2 separate regions of the Homo sapiens genome follow, and region 2 is linked to region 1. Evidence: chromatin loops called from intact Hi-C (ENCODE). Cell type or tissue: transverse colon. All regions are shown on one strand. Links, peaks and the distances in the headings refer to the core of each region. The heading gives the core; the rest is flanking DNA.

Region 1 (11,294 bases), core at 1,865-9,864:
AGAACTCTAGTAGCAAAAAAAAACCTAGAGTGGATTGACACCTCCAAAGTATTTCATTTGCTCTGTAGCAATAGGTCCTAACAAAAATGAAAAGTCTGAAATGGCAGACAAATAATTCAAAATATGGATTTTAAGGAAACTCAATGAGATCCAAGAGAAAGTTGAAATCCAATACAAAGAAACCAGAAAAACAATTCAGGCTATAAAAGATGAGACAGCTATGTCAAAAAAAGAAAAAAAACCCAAACAATTAGAACTTCTGGAATGAAAAAATTCATGGAAAGAATTTCAAAATACAGTTGGAAGCTTTAACAATAACCTAGACAAGCAGAAGAAAGAATTTCAGAGCTTGAAATGTGGTCTTTCAAATTAATCCAGTCAGACAAAAATAAAAAAGAATTTAGAAAAATGAAGAAAGCCTTTGAAAAATATGGGATTATGTAAAGTGAACAAACATACAACTGGTTGGTATTCCTGAGAGAGAAGAAGAAAAAGAAAGCAACCTGGAAAACATATTGGAGACAGTAATTCAGGAAAATCTTACTAACCTTGCTAGAATCATCAACATCCAGATATAAGAAATTTAGAAAACTCTCGCAAGATACTACAGAAGATGATAGTCACCAAGGCCTATAATTATCAGACTATCCAAGGTCAACATGAAAAAAAAATTCTCAAAGGGAGGCACCTGAAAAAAAGGGATAAATTACCCATAAAGGAAATACCATTAGACTAACAGTGGACTTCTCTGTAGAAGCCTTACAAGCAAGAAGAGATTGGGGGTATATTTTTAACTCTCTAAAGGAAAAAAAAAAAAAGTCAGCCAAGAATTTTATACCCTGCCAAACTACACCTCATAAATGAAGGACAAATAAAGTTTTCCCAGATGAGCAAATGCTAAGGGAACTCTTCTTTACCAGACCAGTCCTACAAGAAAAGCTCAAAGAAGTTCTAAACATGAAAACAAAAGAACAATGCTTGCTACCATAAAAGTACACATAAGGCCAAAGTACACGGATCCTATAAAGCAATTACACAATTGAGAATACAAAGTAACTAGCTAACAACACTATGGCAGGAACAAAACCTCACATATCAATATTAACCTTGAACATAACAGCATAAAAGCCCCACCTGAGAAACACAGATTGGCAAACTAGATTAAAAAAAACAAGACCCAACCATCTACTGTTTTCAAGAGACCAATGTCACACATTATGACAGCCACAGTCTCAAAACAACAGAATGGAGAAAGATCTATCACACAAATGGAAAACAAAAAAGAGTAAGGGTTGCTATTCCTGTGTGAGATAGAAGAGACTTTAAAACAAACACATTAAAAAAAAAAGACAAAGAAGGGTATTATATAATGATAAAGGGTTCAATTCAATCAGAAAATTCTACTATTTTAAATGTATGTTTACTCAACATCGGAGCACCAAGATTTAGAAAACAAATACTACTAGACCTAAAGAGAAGAGATAGACAGCCTTACAATAATAGTAGGGGGTTTCAACACCATGCTGACGGCACTAGATAGAACACTGAGGCAGAAAACAACAAAGAAAATCTGGACTTAAATTGGACTCTTGACCAAATGGACCCAGTAAACACCACAGAACACTGCATCCAACAACCACAGAATGTATGTTTTTCTCATCTGTGCACAGAACAGTCTCTAAAATTGACTATATGATTGGCCATATAGCAAATCTTAATACATTTAAAAACATCAAAATCATATCAAGCATCTTCTCAGACCACAGTGGAATAAAATCAGGAATCATACCAAGAGGAACTATCAAAAACCACATAAGAACATGGAAACCAAACAAACAACTTGCTGCTGAATGACTTTTGGGTAAACAAAAGAATTAAAGCACAAATCAAAATATGTTTTGAAACAAGTGAAAATAGAAACAAAATATCCAAATCCCTGGGATACAGCAAAAGCAGGGCTAAGAGGAAAGTTTATTCTGCTAAATGTTTACATCAAAAAGATAGAAAGATCTCAGATTAACAACCCAATGTCACATCTAAAAGAACTAGAAAAATGAGAACAAACCAAACCCAAAGATAGAAGAACAAAAGAATTAACAAAGATCAGAGCAGAATGACATAAAATTGTGACCAACAAAATATACTAAAGATCAACGAAATGAAAAGTTGGTTCTCTGAAAGGATGAACAACATTGATAGACCAGTAGCTACATTAACCAAGAAAAAGAATATTCAAATAAGCATAATCAAAAAATGACAAGGGTGACATTACAACTGATACTGCATAAATACAAAAGATTCTCAGAAGCTATTATGAATATCTCTATGCACACCACCTAGAAAACCTAGAGGAGATGGATAAATTCCTGGAAACACACAACTTCACAAGATTGAATCAAGATGAAATTAAAATGCTGAACAGACCAATAATGAGCTAGAAAATTGAATTAGTAACAAAAAATCTACAAACCAAAAAAGAAAAACAAAAATTCAGGACTAGACAGACTCATGGCCAAATTCTACCAGACTTACAAAGAAGCTGGTACCAATCTCAATGAAACGATTCCAAAACACTGAGGCGGAGGCATTCTTCCCCAACTCATTCTATGAAACCAGTATCATCCAAAATCTGGCAAGGACACAATCAAGGAAGAAAACTATAGGCCAATATCCCTGATGTACACAGACACAAACATTCTTAATGAAATGCTAGCAAATTGAATCTAGCTGCACATCAAAAAGATATTTCATCGTGATCAAGTGGGTTTTATTTCTGGTATGCCAGGATGGTTCAGCATACACAAATCAAGGTGATTCACCACATAAACAAAAACCATATTATTATCTCAATAAATGCAAAAAATGCATTCAATAAAATCCAACATCCTTTCACAATAAAAACCCTCCAACGAACTAGGCATCAAAGGAACTTAACTAAAAATAATAAGAGCCATACATGGCAAACCCACAGCCAACATCATACTGAATGGTGAAAAATTGAAAGCATTTCCCCGATATGGTTTGGGCTCTGTGTCCCCAACCAAATCTAATCTCAAATTGTAATCCCCATGTGTCGGGGGTTGGGGGTGATTAGGTCATGGGGGCAGTTTTCCCCATGCTGTTCTCATGACAGTGAGTTCTCACAAGATCTGATGGTATTTAAAGTGTTTGACGGTTCCTCCTTCACAGGTGCTCTCTCATGTGCTGCCATGTAAGAAGTGCCTGCTTCCCCTTCTGCCATGATTATAAGTTTCCTGGGGCCTTCCCAGCCATGCAGAACTGTTAGTCAATTAAACTTCTTTACTTTATAAATTATCTCTGGCAGTTCTTTATAGCAGTGTAAAAATGGACTAATACACTCCCTAGGAATGGGAGCAAGACAAGGATGTCTACTCTCATTTCTCCTATTCAACATATTACTGGAAGTCCTAGTCAGAGCAATTAGGTGTGAAGAAGATATAAAAGTAATACAAATAGGAAAAGAAGAAGTAGAATTATCTCTGCTAGCTGATGACATGATCCTATACCTAGAAAGCCTAATGACTGCTCCAAAGGACTCCTAGACCTGATAAATGACTTCAGTACAGTTTCAGGATACAAAAATAATGCACAAAAAAATCAGTTGCATTCCTATACACCAGCAACACTCAAGCTGAGAACCAAATCAAACACTCAATCCCACTTACATTTGCCACAAAAAATACTATATCTAAAAATGCATTTAACTAATAAGGTAAAAGATCTATACAAGGAGAACAACAGAATACTGATGAAAGAACACATAGATGACACAAACAAATTGGAAAACATCCCATGCTCATACAGAGGAAGAATCAAGATTGTTAAAATGATTATACTGCCCAAAGCAATCTACAGATTCAGTGAAGTTCCTACCAAATTACCTACATCATTTTTCACAGAATTAGAAAAAAACAATTCTAATTAGCCAAAGCAATCCTAAGCAAAGAGAACAAGGCTGGAGGCATCACATTACCCAAACTCAAAGTATACTACAAGGCTACAGTATCCAAAACAGCATGGTATTGGTACAAAAACAGACAAAGATCAATGGAACAGAATACGGAACACAGAAATAAATCCATATACCTACAACTAACTGATATTGACAAAGTCAATAAAAACAAACAATGAAGAAAGTACACCCTATTCAGTAAATTATGTGGGGGAAAACTGGCTAGGGATACGCAGTAGAATGAAACTGGAACACCACCTTTCACCACAGACAAAAATTAAGTCAAGATAGATTAAATACTTAAATGTAAGACCTGCAACTATAAAAATACTAGAAGAAAACCTAGGAAAAACTACTTTGGACGTTGGCATATTCAAAGAATATATGACTAAGACCTCAAGAGCAAATGTAACAAAAACAAAAACAGACAAATGGGATTTAATTAAACTAATTAACAGAGTAAATAGACAATTTACAGAATGGGAGACAATATCCACAAACTGTGCATCTGACAAAGGTCTAATATCCAGAATCTATAAGGAGCTTATACAAATCAACAAGAAAAACAAAACAAAACAACCCCATTAAAAAGTGGGGCAAGGTCATGAACAGATACTTCTCAAAAGAAGACATACAAGCAACCAACAAACATATGGATAAATGTTCAACATCACTAATCATCAGAGAAATGCAAATCAAAATCGCAATGAGTTACCATCTCACACCAGTCAGCATGGCTATTATTAAAAAGTCAAAAAACAATAGATGCTGGCAAGGCTGCAGAGAAAAGGAACGCTTATACACTGTTGGTGGGAACGTAAATTAGTTTAACCCCTACGGAAAACGGTATGGAGATTTCACAAGGAACTAAAAATAGAACTACCATTCTACTCAGCAATCCCACTACTGGGTATCTACCCAAAGGAAAAAAAAATCATTTTATCAAGAAGACACCTGCACACGTACGTTCACTGCAGCACTATTCATAATAGCAAAGTCAGGGAATCAAGCTAAGTGTCCATCAATTGTGAACTGGATAAAGAAAATGTGGTATACATACACCACAGAATACTATGCAGCCATAAAAAACGAAATTGTGTCCTTTGCAAAAAAAAAAAAAAAACTAAAACAGAAGATCAAATACCCCATATTTTCACTTATAAGTAAGAGCTAATCAATGGGTACACATGATATAAAGATGGAAAGAATGGGATATGCATTCTAGACACTGGGCACTCCAGAAAGGGTAAGGATGGGAGTGGGGAGAGAGTTGAAAAATTCCCTATTGGGTACTATGTTCAATATTTGGGTAATGGGTTTACTAGAAGCCCAAACGCCAGCATTACACAATATACGCATGTAACAAATCTGCACAGGTGCCACCTGAATTTATTTTTTAAAAGCCAACAATGACCACTATCCATCTCCTAAACTTTTTCATCTTCCTAAACTGAAACTCCATATCCCTTAAACAATAAGTAACTATTCTCCCTTCCCCAGCCCTGGCAACTACCATTCTATTTCTGTCTGTATTAATTTGACTACTCTAGGCACCTCGTATAAATGGAGTCATACAGTATTTGTCCTTTTGTAACTGGTTTATTTCACTTAGCATGATGTCCTCAAAGTTCATATATTTTGTAGTAGGTCAGGGTTTCCTTCCTTCTTAAGGCCAAATGATATTCCACCATATGTATATGTCACAATTTGCTTATCCATTCACCCTTCAATGGACGCTTGAGTTGCTTCTACCTTTTAGCTATTGTAAATGATGCTGCTATGAACATTGCTGTACAAATTCAGTTCAAGTCCCTGCTTTCACTTCTTTTGGGTAGATACTCAGAAGTGGAATTGCTGGATCATATGGGAAATCTATCTTTAATTTTTTGATAACCACATCATTTTCCATAGGCTGTACCATTTGCATTCCCACCAGAAATGCACAAGGGTTCCAATTTCTCCACATCCTCACCAATACTTATTTGCTGTTTGTTCTGTTTTTGTTTTTAATAATAGCCATCCTAATGAGTGTGAAATAGCCACAGCAGTTTTTAGTCTACAATTTTGAGTGAAGGTCAGGACACCGAATGTTGATAAAAACAGCAGCAACCCCAGCAGTAGCAGCAGCATTATAATCATCAGCTGCTAATAGAGCACTAAGATTTAGAAGGCTCAAGCATTAAATACTTACAATCAAAAGCTACAGAAGTTGCCGACTCTCCAAACAGAAATTAACATTTGTTTTGAAGTAAGCACTGTAGCTGCCTCAGATTCATGGTCATGACAGTTGTAACCATTAATAGGTTAAATGTACTTATTTAAAGAAAAAGATTGTCATAATGGGTCACATCCAACTACATGCTGCTTATCATAACACGCATTTTTAAAAATAAATTCTATCTCAATTGTGTTGGTCTCTCTATGATTGACATGGTTTGGCTGTGTCCTCACCCAAATCTCATCTTGAATTGTAATCCCTATAATCCTCATGTGTCTAGGGAGAGAACTGGTGTGAGGTGATTGGATCATAGGGTTGGTTTCCCTTCATGCTGTTCTTGTAATAGTGAGTGACTTCTCATGAGATCTGATGGTTTTGTAAGAGGTTCTCCCCACTTCGCTCCTCACTCTTTTCTCTGTCCTGCCGCCATGTGAGAAGGCCCAAGCTTGCTTCCTCTTTGCCTTCCGCCATGATTGTAAATTCCTTGAGGCCTCCCCAGCCATGCAAAACTGTAAGTCAATTAAACCTCTTTTCTTTATAAGTTACCCAGTCTTGGGTATGTCTTCATAGCTGTGTGAAAACAGACTAATACAGTAAATTGGTACCTCAGAGAGTGGGGTATTGATACAAAAATACCTGAAAATGTGGAAGAGAATTTGCAGTTGGGTAACAGGCAGAGGTTGGAACAGTTTAGAGGGCTCAGAAGAAGACAGGAAGATGTGGGGAAGTTTGGAACTTCCTAGAGACTTGTTGAATGGTTTTGACCAAAATTCTGATAGTGATACAGACAATAAAGTCCAGGATGAGGTGATCTCAGATGGAGATGAGGAACTTATTGGGAACTAGAGCGAAGGTCACTCTTGCCATGCTTTAGCAAAGAGACTAGTGGCATTTTGTCCCTGCCCTAGAGATGTGTGGAACTTTGAACTTGAGAGAGATGACTTAAGGCATCTGGTGGAAGAAATTTGTAAGCAGCAAAGTGTTCAAGATGTGGTCTGTGTGCTCTTAAAAGCATTCAGTTTTATGCATTCACAAATAGATGATTTGAAATTGGAACTTATGTTTAAAAGGGATACAGAGCATAAAAGTGGAAAATTTGCAGCCTGATGATGCGATAGAAAACAACCCATTTTCTGGGGAGAAACTCAAGCTAGCTGGAGCTGTGAGAAGAGGGCCACCATCTTCTAGATCCCAGAATGGTAGATCCAATGGCAGCTTGCACCATGCAGCTGGAAAAGCTGCAGACACTCAATGCCAGCCTGTGAAAGCAGCTGGGAGGAGGGCTGTATCTTGCAAAACCACAAGGGTAGAGCTGCCCAAGACTGTGTGAGTCCACCTCTTGCATCAGTGTGACCTGGATGTGAGACATGGAGTCAAAGGAGATCATTTCAGAGCTTTAAGATTGAATAGCTGCCCTGCTGGGTTTTAGACTTGCATGGGGACTGTAACCCCTTTATTTTGGCCAATTTCTCCCATTTGGAATGGGAGCATTTATCCAATGCCTATACCCCCATTGTATCTAGGAAGTAACTAACCTGCTTTTAATTTTACAGGCTCGTAGGTGGAAGGGACTTGCCTTTTCTCAGATGAAACTTTGGACTTGGACATTTGGGTTTATGCTGGAATGAGTTAGTTAGGACTTTGGCAGACTGTTGGAAAGGCATGATTGTGTTTTGAAATGTGAGGACATGAGATTTGGGAGGGGCCAGGGATGGAATGATATAATTTGGCTGTGTCTCCACCCAAATCTCATCTTGAATTGTAATCCCTATAATACCCATGTGTCTAGGAGAGACTGATGTGAGGTGATTGGATCATGGGGGTGGTTTCCCCTACACTGTTTTTGTGAAAGTGAGTGAGTTCTCATGAGATCTGATGGTTTTATAAGGGGCTCTTCCCCCTTCACTCCTCACTCTTCTCTCTCCTGCTGCCACATGAGAAAGGTCTAAGGTTGCTTCCCCTTTGCCTTCTGCCATGATTATAAGTTTCCTGAGGCCTCCCCAGCCATGCAGAACTGTGAGTCAATTAAACCTCTGTTCTTTATAAATTATCTAGTCTCAGGGAAGTTCATTATAGCAGAGTGAAAATAGACTAAGGCAATGCTACTTTAAGATTTGTTGATTGGCCTCATATATAGTCAGTTCTTATAAGTGTTTTATGTGTACTTGAATAGAATTTTCTAGGTATTGAATTGACATTTTGTATGTATGTATGTATGTACGTATGTATGTATTTTTGTATTTTAGTAGAGACGGAGTTTCACCATGTTGCCCAGGCTGGTCTCAAACTCCTGAGCTCAGGCAATCTGCCCGCCTCGGCCTCCCAAAGTGCTAGGATTATAGGCGTGAGCCACTGCGCCCAGCCAATTTATTTATTTATTTTTAATTTGAGATAGAGTCTTGCTCTGTCACCCAGGCTAGAGTGCAGTGGCACAATCTTGGCTCACTGCAACCTCTGCCTCCCAGGTTCAAGTGATTCTTGTGCCTCGCATCCTGAGTGGCTGAGACTACAGGCGTGCACCACCATACCCAGCTAATTTTTGTATTTTTAGTAGAGACAGGGTTTCGCCATGTTGGCCAGGCTGGTCTCAAATTCCTGGCCTCATGTGATCTGCCCAGTTCAGCCTCCCAAAGTGCTGGGATTATAGGCAGAAGCCACCGTGCCTGGCCTGAATTAACATTTTACAAAAGTTAATTAGAACAATCTCATTGATTGTATAGTTCTCATGAATTGCATTATGATTTTTTTTGTCCACTTCAGTTATTGAAAGAAGTATCTCTCCTGATGATGGTAAATTTGCCAATTTCTGCTTTCAGTCTTGACAATTTTTGCTTTATATCTAAGTTAGGTTAATAGTTTCCTGATGTTTGAATATTTTAACAATACATTGTGAACCTCTTTACAACTAGATGTGCTTTTTAAGGGGTATTTTTTCTTTGTATTTGTCCCACTTATTCAGCATGCATGTTTGCACGTTTCTTTTTTAAATTCAAAAAAGTCTTCTTTTTGATTAAACCATGTTTACATTTTATTCCATTTTCCCCTTCTACTATCTTGGAAATTATATAGTTATATTTTTAGCGAATACTGATATATTTAAGCATACATATTAAATTAAAATTGAAAGTGAACAAATACCTTTATCCTTCTCCTAAATAATACTAGAGCCTTAGATTACTAACTCTAAGTTTATATGCTTTTATTGTTCAGGATTATTTTATTTCTTTGGTTCTATCTTATACAGTTAATGTTTGTTTTTATTCATGAAAAGCGTCTTTCTTGGATCTCAGATTCTCCCTCTAGGCTCATTTTCCTCTTCCAAAAGTATTCTGTGAAGTTCTTAAAATGAACTTCTAATGGAGATAGAACTCTCTCAGATTTTGCTTTCCTTAAAATGTCTTTATTTTATCTGCATTTGTGAAATATAATTTTTCTTGGTATATAATAATAAATTGAAAATATTTTTCTCAAGACTTTAAAGATATGATACCAATGTAGTTTAGCTTCTTTTGAGACTGTTAGGAAGTCAAGTGTTTTTTGTTTTTCTTTTTTTTTTTTTGCTCTCTCACCCAGGTTTGAAGTACAGTGGTGCAATCATAGCTCACTACAGCCTTGAACTCTCAGACTCAAGCAATCCTCCTGCCTCAGCTTCCCAGGTAGCTAAGACCACCACACCCAGCTAGTTTTTTATTTTTTATAGAGACAGGGTCTTGCTATGTTGCCCAGGTGGTCTTGAACTCCTGGCCTCAAACGATCCTCCTGCCTTAGCTTCCCAAAGTGCTGGGATGTAAGTGTGAGCCACCATGTCCAGCCTGAGAGGTCTTTCTTAATTTGGCTGTAGGTCCTTTGCAGTTAATTTTTCTTTTATATCTAGCTGCTTTTATGGTTTTTTCTTTGTCTTTGATGTTGTGCAGTTTTATTCAGTTATTTTAAGATTTGAGGTTTTTTTTGGTTTACCTTTGTTGACTTCATTGGGATTTCTGAATCTGAAGACTTAATTTTGTAATTAATTTTGGAAATTGTTCAGCTATTAGTTCTCCCAATATTTCCTTATTCCCATTCTCTCTAACCTCTTTTCATGAAATTCTAATTAGGGATATACTAGATATTCTCATTCTATCTTCACATATTTTGATCTATTTTCAGTATTTTCTATCTCTATCTCTCCATGCTAAATTCTGTGTAATTTTTTGTGATTTATCTTTTAGTTCACCATTCTCCTTACATCTGTGGTTTTTTTGATGTTCAATTTGTCCTTTGAGTTTCAAATTTAAATTATTTTATTTTTCATTTGTAAACGTTCTATTTGGCTCTTTTTCAAATCTGCATGATCAATTTTGATAGTCTCTTTCTCCCTAGTCATACTGTCAGTACTCTTATTTCTTCCAACATATTCAACATAGTTATTCTATATTGTGTGTCTGGTTATTCCAAAATTTTCAGGCTTTATAAGGTTGGCTCTGGCTTTTTTTGTTGTTGTTCTTGTTGGACGACTATTGCTCATAATTGCATGGTTTTCTGTCTGTTTTGAGATATATATATATATATATATAAATATAAATATATATACACACACTATATATATACACACACACACAATTTTATATTATCTCTCTCTATATATATTTCTTTATATATGTTTATTTATAATACATATATATTTCTATTGTGAGCTCATGCTCCTAGGAACTTTATCTGAAAGATTCTTTGTGCCTGCATTTAAATAATGTTCCTTTGGAAACGTGCTTTGGTTTCTGCCAGAGGCCTTAGGGCAATATTGCCCATGACCACTTTAACTAGATTTATACAATATGCTGGCAGAATGAATTCTGGCACCAAATCTGCTTAAGGGTGGGTTTGTGGTTTGGCATCTCAGTAAGACATTTTGTTAAGTAACTTCCTCAAAATGAGATAGAATATCTCTCTTAAGCTGATGGTTTATAGCATATCTTATAATTAAATAATATAGGCTTTTTAAATAAAATCAGAAACTAAAATTCTTAGTAACACCAATAGTATTTAACATTGCTCTGGTTGGTACAATAAGATAAAAAATGGAAAAAAGATGTATAATTATTAGAAAGAAGGAAAACATGGTTGAAA
Region 2 (11,294 bases), core at 1,129-9,128, 90 kb before region 1:
TTTTCTTTCTCCTGACCCGTGATATCCAACTGGTGGCCGAGCTTGTCTATTTGATCTCCATGGTTTCTTCTCTCTCGTTGCCCTCATCCACCTGAGTCGCCCCCTCTGCTTCATGCTGACATTACTTCTCAGCCATTCTTCCCTAACGGCCTCCTGCTGAGACCCGTCTTTCTGTCGTGCCTTCTTCCCCCTCCAATGCATCTCACACATCTTGGTGAGTGCAATCTTTCCACAGCGTACATCTACTGGTAATAATGTTACAGCCCCTGCTCAACTCTACTGCCTATAAAACTAAGTCCAAATTCATTACTCACACAAATAAGGTCAGTCTCAGCATCTCTTTATTTATCTGTCTTAGCCACAAATCTCTTCCTTTACTTATATAGCTCCAACCTATTATTTGAGACATCTTAGATAATAATAGCCAACATTTATTGAGATGTTGTGTGTCAGTGCTGTTCTAATACTCATGGGATTATCCCATTGGTTCCTCCCAAGAAGTCTATGGGATTGATACAATTATTAGTACCAATTAATAATTCATACAATTGTTAGTTAAATATGAGGAAATCAAGGCTAAATATGTTGTCTATGATGATATAGCCAGTAGGTAGTCAGGCCAGGATTTACTTCCAGGCAGTTTGATTCTTATGTGGAAACATCTCCTTCCTGAATCCTTTCCTGATTCCATATCCCTTTCCTTCATTACCTCCTCTAACCTCTCAACCCACCCTCAATTACTGCAATTTCTCCCTCCTTTTTAATCATATAGCATTTTCTTTATAGGGCTGAGCTTCATCCCCTTCAAATTCATATGTTAAAGTCCTGGCCCTCAGTACCTCAGAATGTGACTGTATTTGGAGACAAGGCTTTAAAGAGGCAATTAAGGTTAAATGAGGTCATTAGGTTAAGCCTCTAATTCAATATAACTGGTCTCCTTATAAAAAGAGGAGATTAGGATACAGATGTGCACGCACAGAGGAAAAACCCACGTGAGGACTCACTGAGAAGGTGGCCGTCTGCAAGCCCAGGAGAGAGGCCTCAGAAGAAACACCCTGCTGACATCTTCATCTTGGAATTCTAGCATCCAGAACAGTGAGCAAATACATTTCTGTTGTTTATGCCACCAGTGTGTGTGTGGTATTTGGTTATGGCAGTCCTTGGAAACGTATACACTTTCTGGACCTCAGTCACCTCATCTGTAAAATGGGTTGCTGGAGGATTTAGTGGAATAAATTTCTCAGCACAGTGCCAGGCACTTTCTTGTACAGCAACCAGCCAACAGCCATTTCTCCCTTCCTGTCATCCTAAGGTGACCTTTGGGGACAGAAGTGTCAGGGCTGGTAGGGGCGTAAGGCTGAAACCCCTGACCACTGGCAAATAAGCAAGTTAAGATGAGCCCAAAGAGTACCAGTAGCTACAAATAGAGACAGATTCCAAGATCAAGCACTAGGCAGACAGAAGTGAACTAGGAGACAGGGAGACATGTTGTATCTGTATCCACAAGTAACAGAAAGCCTGTCTCAAACAGAATTAAACAACAAAAAAAATTGGATGTATTTGGGCCTGCCAGTGAATAGTTCAGGGATGGGTACAGAAACTCAAAAGATGTCACAGGATTTCTGTGTGTGTGTGTGTGTGTGTGTGTGTGTCTGTCTCAGATGGCTGAGTTCCTTCTATTCCAGTTCTTCAAAAGATTCCATGTTTGTGGTTGTGAGATGTCTGTGGTGGTTCTAAGACTTCACTTGCTTGCAGTTTCAAAGTTTAGGAGGGGAAAGTTCATCCTTCTTTTAATCATCCAGGCAAGGCCTGGGACTAGATTTCCTTGCTTTTGTTTAGCTCCTCTTGAGTCGGGTGCCCAATGCTACACTCACCTCTTGGCAGGGGCAGGGGATCTGATGAGCTGGTGGCTTAGGCCTGTGTCACATGGGCCACGACTGCATCTGAACCACCCTCCAAAGAAGGTCTGAGGGAAGGGGACCAGAACAATGACCAGAAGAATGGTGATGAGATCCAGACACATGGCCACTACACCCACACCCACATAGAAAAAGAGGTGATTTTCAACAATAAAGCCAAGGAGTTCTCTTTTTCTCTCTCCATCTCTCTCTCCTTCTCCCTTTTCTACATCTTTTTCTTTTTTTAGAGACAGGATATCGCTATGCTTCCCAGGCTGAACTCCAACTCTTGGGCTCAAGGGATCCTCCCACTTTAGCCTCCCAAGTAGCTAGGACTACAGGCATGGCACCGTGCCCAGCTTCTTACTTCCACTTCTTAAAGTAGACTTCTGACTCCTAACACATTTTTGTTGTGACCTAGTTTAAGTTCATTTTGTCATCCGATCATTGGCTTTAAGGTGGCCAGTCTGCCAGCCTGCTGCAAGACTGAATGGGGCAGGGCCCCTAGTGACAGCAGTGGAGCCATCTTTCAACCAAGCCATCCTTTCCTGTCTACAAGTGCTTGACAGCCTTCTAGAGTCTCTTGCCTGCATTTCTAAGTCTCAGGCTCAAGTAGACTCAATTCCAGGTGGCACTTGTAATGTGTGACATACCAAAGACAATAGTAGTAATAATGGTTACTATTAAAGGAGTACCTACTATGGGTCAGGCACTGTGACAAGTATGTACATGTTCCAATCCTGTGTTACTCTCAACTCACCCGTGAGCATCCTCATTTTACTGATGCAGAAACGGAGGCCCAGAGAGGTTAAGCAACCTGCCTGATGTTTCGCAGGAGGAAGTGGAAGAACTGGAGTTCCAAATCAGGTCTGCCTGCGTCTAAACCCCTTACTCTTTATCACTCAGCCCCACCACACCGCCTCCACAGTTGGCAGGCCGGACTGGACTGCAGTCTGCAAGCAATTAGCGAAAGCAGCTCTCCAGCAAATCCAAGAAACAATCCAATCTGTAAAAGGGGAGGGGGAAGCCATCTTAAAAGAGAAAGCTTTTTTCCTCCCCAGCTGGTTAAGGGGGAGCAGTTTGCCACAGGCTGCTGAGGGCAAGGAAGGGGCAGAATGTTCACTGAATGTTCATTCTCCCAATTGTTTTTCTATGACATTGAGCTCACACTCCAGGGAAAATGCAGGGCCTGAGTTGAAATGTCGTCCAAAGCCATTCAGCTAGGGCTTTAAAAGGAGCTTTTGTTGGTGGAAATCTCTTTACTGACCTGACTTTCCCTGGGCTTGGGTTTGCCTGACAAAATAAAAGATGACCAGTTAAATTTGAATTTCAGATAAACAACGCGTAATCATCTGGGATAAGTACGTCCCATGCAATATATGGGATATACCTATCCTAGAAGATTATGCGTTATTTATCTGAAATTCAAATTCAAATGGGTGTCCTGTATTTTTACTTGCTAAATCTAGAAACTTTGTCAGTTTTGGACTTCAAGAGTAAGCCTGTTCCCTCTGTCTTGCTGCCCAACCAGAATCCAACAGGTTATTTTATTCCTGTGAAGGAAGCAGAATTTAAGGATGCATTCTGGAAGATGCATGCTTATGCATGCTCTATCTTTCCATCTTGCTTTTTAAAGAAAATGTTACAAAAATGATGTGGGCTTTGTAAATAATAACAAAGATAATAATAATCCTTTCAGGATCTGGGAAATGTCTTGAGGGTTTGGGGGAATCAACTTTCCACTGAAGTTCCTGGAAACCGGTCAGTACAATTTGTATTTAATAAAGAGCAGCCAACAGTGCTGCCACAGCATCTTGTGAGCGCATCCCACAGAGGAAGTGGGCGATGGCCCTGACCCCCCTGCAGCAGAGGCCCCTCCCTAAGGATTAGCCGTGAATTCCAAGCTCTGCAGGACCAAGTGACAATGGGAGATTGGGAGCAGGGAGGGAGAAGGAAGGGACCAGACGGAAAAGAGGAAGAGAGAGAGAGGAGGCTTTAGTGCAAATTCAACATCATTTCCCTCATCGCAATGCTCCCTGCTTCCCTCTCATTTATAAGTCTGGAGCACATTCTTGGCATTGAGACTCTCATGCTTGGACCCTTCTCTTCTCTTGGTTCCTGGCACGGTGAATTTGGCCATTTGCTGCAGTGATGGGCCATTCCAGGGAGTGCCCCATCTAACCAGCAGCAGGCCAGCTGTCCAAGGAGCCTTTTCAAAAGGGAAGACACCCTGGGAGGGCAAGTATTTGCCAAGTAACTAAGTGTCCCCTTGTTTCCAGGTGCTTAGTGTATGTTTGTGGGTGCGCACAGCAGTGAATACAAGGACCTATTGTGTCCTGTACTCTAAAGCTGGCTGAGGGCCTGGTAGCCAGGGTGGGTCACGATTCACTGCAACTCAACACATTTTTATTGAGCTCCTAGGTTCAACACCCTGTGCTCAGCCTGTAGGAAATGTAAAGATAAGGTCCGTCCTGAGTTTCAAGAGTCTTAAATTCTAATAGGGGATAAGGCAAAGAGACAGTAACAAAGCAGGCAGAACAAAGTCGGTATTGTCAGAGGGGTAAAAGTCAAAGCTTTTAAGATGCTCAAGACAGCAAGAAAATATATCTGCTTTTAGAAGAGACCAGGAAGGACTTCATGGAGGAGGTGGTGTTCAAGATGAGTCTTGCAGATAAGTGAGATTTCATTAGGGTGGGTATGGAGGGGTGGATATATTTGGCAATTGGTGTTTTATTGTGTTTCATGTAGAAATCCCTAACATGGGCCGGGCGCGGTGGCTCAAGCCTGTAATCCCAGCACTTTGGGAGGCCGAGGCGGGTGGATCACAAGGTCAGGAGATCGAGACCATCCTGGCTAACACGGTGAAACCCCGTCTCTACTAAAAATACAAAAAAATTAGCCGGGCGTCGGGGTGGTGGCGGGTGCCTGTAGTCCCAGCTACTAGGGAGGCTGAGGCAAGAGAATGGCGTGAACGCGGGAGGTGGAGCTTGCAGTGAGCCGAGATTGCGCCACTGCACTCCAGCCTGGGTGATAGAGCGAGACTCTATCTCAAAAAAAAAAAAAAAAAAAAAAAAGAAAGAAATCCCTAACATGGATCCAAAATGAATTCTGCTAGTGATAAATATGGTCATATGCTAGTATCCAAAGCAAACAAGCACGACTGATTTTATTACAAAGTTTTTCCTTGAGGAGTATCTAGGTGATATCAACGACTCACATGGACAGCTGAAACAAAACACCAAGCTCATGTGCCAGACATTGTGTTGTGTGATTTACATGTAATATATTACTCAATATGAATGAATGGCATTTTTCTGGATAATATTATCATATCAACTTCAAGATTAAGAATGTGGTCAAGTCAATTTATACAACCCCACTTCATCCACCCCTCCACCTAGATTCAAAAATTCTTCCATTGGTATTACAAAGTCTACTTTTTGTTCCCCTTCAGATTGTTTTCATTGATATGCCATTTTTGTCATTGTATGTATTCAGTAAAAATGACTAATATGGACAAATATATAGACAATTACTTTTTTCTCTTTATTTTTCATATATATATATAGACAGAGAGAGATAGAGAGGTTTTTTGTTGTTATTGCTGTTGTTTTGTTTTTTTGTTTTTTTTTGAGACAGGGTCTTGTTCTGTTGCCTAGGCTGGAGTGCAGTGGTGCTATCGCTGCTTACTCTAGCCTCAAGCTCCTAGGCTGAAGTGATCCTCCCACCTCAGCCTCCCTTAATTAACATTTACTTAAATAAGAAATTATGTGAAAATTTTGCTTGACTCTGATCAATATCCATTTATTTCTTTGTGATCTTTAAGTGTAGTATTTATGGAATGATTGCTACTGAACCCCTGCACTATGTTAAATACTGCTTAAGATATGGCAAGGTTTCTAAAATATTCTGAAGAAACCATGGTATAACATTGAAAATAGTTGGATTTTGCTTAATTGTGTCAAAGTTCTGGAGAAGAAAAAGCCCTGGCTTCTTTAAGAAAGAGGTGGAGGCTTTGGCAGCCTGTAAAAACTGTTGGCACACTTCTTGTCATAGAAACCACTTTCCAAGTCAAGGAAGTCTTGATAAAGGAGGAGGAGGTAGAGTTCTGAGCTGGCTCTATGGGGCCTAAGAAACCATTTCCTGATTTAGAAAAAAGGTCACAGGGAAACACTATTTTATAAGCCTTGATGGTTTAGCTTTCTTTTTAGCTAATCCTCTAGGGATGAAAAGAGGTTCTTCAACCTACAAGAAAAGAAAGGCTACCCTTGATAGTAGCCCTCCAGATATAATGAGGAGGGTGGTACCAAGGTAAATGGTTGCTCAACACAAGTGCTAGTCAGAGAGGTGGCAGTGCAAGTCAGGGCTCTACCAAGATCTCAGACAATTCATTTAGTCTATTCACACTTCAGTTTCTTCATACATTAAATGTGCATCATGCCGTTATTTCATAGAGCTGTTATAATCATTCATTTATTGAACAAATAGGTATTGAACGCTTACCATGTGCCAGGCCTGTGCAGATAAAGCAGACAGCCCCTGCTTTGATGGAATGATGAAATGAGATGATGCCTGCAGAGTCTACTGCAAGGAGTCAATAAATGCTGTGATGGAAGCTATTCTCCCAGTAGTGATAAGTACAAGCATCGAGAAAGGGCTATCTTCCAGGCTTTTTTTGTTGTTCATTGGAAGCACTGCTAAGTACAGGGCTACTTCGAAGTTCTAAAATTCAGGTAGACTACTGGAGTGTGTTTTTCTTACACTCCAGTGTAAGAAAACCCTGCTAAGATCAAGTTGGATAAAGTTGCCATTTATGATAAAGTCAGATCAAGTTGGATAAAGTTGCCATTTATGATAACAAAGTCTTATGAAGGAAACGTCTTCAAATTATATTTCTAGGGTTGGTTTTTTTTTCTTTTAAATTTCCTATACTGGCATATTTGTTACGTGAACATGTCAGTAGTTAACAAGTGGTCAAATTTTATATGTAGACACTTTGAGTCCCTCCCTCCCTCCCTCCCTCCCTTCCTTCCTTCCCTCCCTTTCTTCTTCTTTTTCTTTCATCCTTTTCCTTCCTCCCTCCCTCCCTTCCCTCTTCCCCTTCCTTCCTTCAATACAAAAGCATCATAAGTTAGATCTTGTCTGAAAAGCCTGATTCATTCATCTACAAAGGAATTGCCATAATCAAGGTGCCTCTGTCTACTACAGAAATGGATGTCATGAGCCTATTAGACATTAACAAATGTCTCTGGCAAGCAACAGAAAATGCTATAGCAGTGTTGTAATATTTGCGGTGATAATATTTATATACTTCCAATCTTATTTTATTTTATAAAATATATTATTCCCTCTTAAATACTGATGTCCAAAGCTAACTTGAGACCACAGAAAAGACTTTCTAAGACATTTCTTCTAAGCATGGGCTTATAAGAAAGTAGCAGAGAATGATGCTTTTTGTGTACTGCAAGCTTGGCTGCTATATGGCACAAATAAGGCTGTATTTCTATTACCTATCAATGAACAAATCTATCAACCAATGAACAATTATTTAGTATCTGCTTTGTGCAAGAACCATGTTGGATCCCAAGGGAGTTACCAAAAAAAGTAATTAAATAATAAAACAGAATTCTGCCCTCTGAGGACCATGTAGTTGAAGCGGTAACAAAAGGTTAATTAACAATTAAAAGTCAAGTGACAGTTGTTCCCCCCAAAATCATAAAGGGGAGAGTTTTGGGAAGGTTTTGTAAGGAAAGTACTCTTTCAAAGACAGGCAGGGTTTATTTTAGGTAACTCATTTTCTAAAACATGTCTAAAGGCAAACTAGGGAAAAATGTCTTCCTAGGAACTTGAGCTGCCATGTGGTACAAACCAGACTGTATTTCTCATATTTATCAGCCAACAGATTCAACAGTCAACAAGCATTCCTTGAATATCTGCTTTGTACAAGAACCAATGCTGGATTTTTAAAATTTGTTTTTTTAATTTTGGAACTTAATGAATTTTAGAACATATGTGTTGAATATTTGAGGACAGATTTGCAACCTCTGTAATGTTCTAGGAGAAGTTGAGCCCAATTTCCTTGAGCCAGCAGCCTCCCCAGCTTCCCAGAGCCTCGGAGGCTATGCTTTTGGCATTCCCCATAGCATAGATGAAACAAACACACCATTTGAAAGCCCAAAGTGTAAGAATGATTACATTCTGCTGAGCCCTTCTCTGATCACAGGAATTTTGCATCTGAGTAAACAGGGAGTTGAGGCTGGAGGCTGATGGATGTGAGGGGCTACTTCCTTAAACTTTAAAGCAAGCACGGTTCCTTTTATCAGACAGTGGAATTACTTTGGTTTAGAAGGAACTCATGCACAATAACCTGGTAACTCTCAAAGTGAAAATAGGGACTTGCTCCTTGTTCATTTCCAGGCTCATGGGAGCTGAACCATGAATTAAGAGTTTGGCTCATTAGGAAGGACAGACGATTGGGCACGCTGTGGAGCCAACATGTTTTATGAGGCTGGGAGTAGGTTACACAAAGTGGCACAGACTAAGAAAGGAAGATATTTGGAAATATTTTTTCTGCTTAAAGCTCTGAGATTGCAGAGGGTTTTCTTAGCTCTGTGGAATTTCTTTAACTGCCTTGGGATTTCTAGGTTTCTAAGAAGCTTGAGGTGGCTGTTAACCTAATACACAGTTGAAGGAAGCCAAGACAGCCTCCCTATGCCAGCCATGTGGTAGGATGTCTTCTTAAAAGACTCTTTGAAATCAAACATGTAAGGAAATCCTTCTTTTCTGAACTAGAGCCTCTGAAACTGGGTCAATAGCTCTCATCCTTGTCTCCTGCTTGCTTTGCTGAAGCACAGTGTAAGCAAATAAATATCAACGAATTGCTTAATGATTTTCATAAGGCTCCATCCTTTCAAGGCAAGGGGCTCTCCTGAAATGTTTGATCTGCTCTGTATGAATCTGTTTTCCAAATGGCCAGCACATGTCGAGGCCTGCTGTCCTCTGGGTTACAGGAAGATGCCTTTGATGGGTTAACCGCAGAGTAACTGAACTCTTTTCAAGTCCCTTTCCAAAGTTCCTTTGTCCTGCTGTGGATCTTGCCACTTGGATTGGATCAGCAGGAGACTGCTCCTGGCAGCAGGTTCTAGAACATTCTCCCTCTGATTTGAGCTTGGTCACTGGTTAATGCCATCTGAAATATGGCATTCCAAAGGTTGAAAGGCAAGCACCAGGCAGTGATGAAATAGTTACCCAAACTCTAGATGAGCCACTCAGACTTTTCCAGCATTCTGCACCCAATTTGTGCCTGAATGAATTTCCTTAAAGCCAGATGAAGTTATCATCATTTTCAACTGTCTTGTTATTAGCAAAACATCTCAGCAGCTGCCCGATGCTGCTTTCAGTTGGATATTACCACTTTGGTAGTGGCCTTCCACATTCTGTAGTGTCCTTTCTTTCCCAGGCTGGGTGGAAATGTTTAACCAATAACTTTCTCAATATCTTGCACATACATAATAAAATGGTAATTTGGTTTGGTTTATTTCTACAGATTTTGATACACATTCAAGTTACAGCATAATGGCTGGGACTTACATGGTTATCATCAAGTTGAGGGCAAACTGGAGAAAGTTTTCCCTTCTCCAACAAGAGGAAGAAGAAAAGGGCAATTCTGGTAGCTGCTAGCTGGTGGGTCCAGTGCCTTGGGCACAGAGGAATTATTGAGGACCAAAATATTATATTTTGTTATTTTCTACAAAATTTAACCTTTTGTGAAGAAATCTTAATGATAACCCAAAAATGTAATAACTATTTATAAAAACATAATGAAAGATATAATAGAGCAAGATGTAAGGAAATGGAGACATCTTTCCTTCTTCGCTCTGTTTTCAAAGTTAAAATACTTTTATCAATAACATTGCCATTATTAGGCAATACTTAACTCTACATTTTCTATATACTTACAAGGTAACCATGTTTTTTCTTACCTTCTGTGATTCTGGCTATCCAAAACCCTCATCTCCTTATCTATCCGTATACTGAGTAAACTGCTGGCAGCTTTGGGCTAGTGCAACAAATCTATATCAAGTAGTGACTCTGCCTGGCGCAGTACTAGCTTGGGCTTTAAAAGCCCATAATACTTTTTTTATTTTTCCTCTTGATATTAATTGAAATCAGGTGATGGCAAAAAGTCCTTTTTTTAAAAAAAAAAAAATTTAGGCTACTGGCACTAAATTCTCTTAAATAGTCATTTCCTTCTCATACAAGAAATACTTGCTAATTTCAGACCAATCTTCAAACTGTATTTTCTATTTTGGTTAATTGAATTACCATCCACCCAGCCACCTCGTCTAGAAAGCTGAGAGTCATAATAGACTCTTTTCTCTTCATTACAACCTTCCTCCCACATCCAATCAATCACCAGCTTCTATCAATCTTCCCTCTTAATTATTACTGAAATCCGCCCTCTCCTCTGTCTCTGGCATCAGAGCTTTTCTCCAGCCTTTGACATCTTGAATCTCCTATCTAGATTTGCCACCATGACCTCCTCCTAATCATTCCCTTAGCCTCTACTCTCTTTCCTCTTCTAATTTATTCTTCTCCATTTTCATACAAAGCTTATCTTTATCCAAATTAAAATTTAATAACTAATATATCATGGAGCTATGATTTAAACCAGTTGGCAAAGATTTTTTTTTTCAAAAAATCATGACTAGGTGTAAAATTTTACTGAATGTTTTTCATTATTTATCATCATATGTCTATAATAAATTATATAATTGATTTTCTTATGTTAAATTCTTACATGAAATGTAAGAATTATTTTCTATGATATTTATATATATATTCCATCTGGATTGCTTGCTAGCATTTATTTAGTACTTTGGCATGTCTGTTTGTATGTGAGGTTGATTCTCATTTTGTACTTTTCCGGGTTTGACATCAGGGTTATAATAGCTTTATAAAATATTTGTAAAATATTTTTCTTCTGGAATGGTTATTTGTTAGGGGTTATTATTTCTCCCTTTAATTTTTCAAAAAAAAAAAAAGTCCGCAAAGTTTTCTGGAGCTAGTCTTCTTTTGTGGAATATTTTTGACTATTGAATTAATTTTTTCCTCGCTGGTTATAGGTTTATTTAATGTCAATTTCTTCTCAACTTAATTTCCATAATTTATGCTTTCTAAAAATTGTACAATGTATCTAAAGTTTTAAATATATTGGCCTAAAGTTGTTCATGTGATTCTCTTATGATTTTTAAATATTTACTTTTTGTTTCAATGTCCCTTTTCATGTCTAGTACTGTTTATTTCTGCCTCTTAAAAAAATCAGTCATGCCAGGAGTTCATCTACTTACTTTTTTTGAAACAACCAGCTTTTCATTTTGTTGATCAGATGATCAG

Evidence for each region. Peaks named below come from ENCODE experiments on the same cell type or tissue, not always from the same donor. Only the 100,000 strongest peaks of a DNase experiment are listed, where the experiment ranks them.
Region 2: it touches region 1 in a loop (2.8-fold over the local background); 2 of 110 quality-filtered maps call a loop at or near these places.

The regions. Positions count from the first base shown.
Region 1 is chr10:88,319,348-88,330,641 of GRCh38, forward strand. The region is part of intron 5 of RNLS (renalase, FAD dependent amine oxidase); the gene reads right to left. The region is part of intron 1 of LOC101929727 (a long non-coding RNA gene); the gene reads left to right. Among named protein-coding and RNA genes, the nearest start is that of RNLS, 260 kb to the right of the region's middle. In transverse colon, for the core only: no CTCF peak of the experiment used is centred there; no DNase peak of the experiment used is centred there.
Region 2 is chr10:88,230,320-88,241,613 of GRCh38, forward strand. The region is part of intron 1 of LOC101929727 (a long non-coding RNA gene); the gene reads left to right. It also overlaps a transcript of RNLS not described here. Among named protein-coding and RNA genes, the nearest start is that of RNLS, 350 kb to the right of the region's middle. In transverse colon, for the core only: no CTCF peak of the experiment used is centred there; DNase peaks (open chromatin) are centred at 2,252, 4,232 and 5,962; H3K27ac peaks cover 4,493 bases.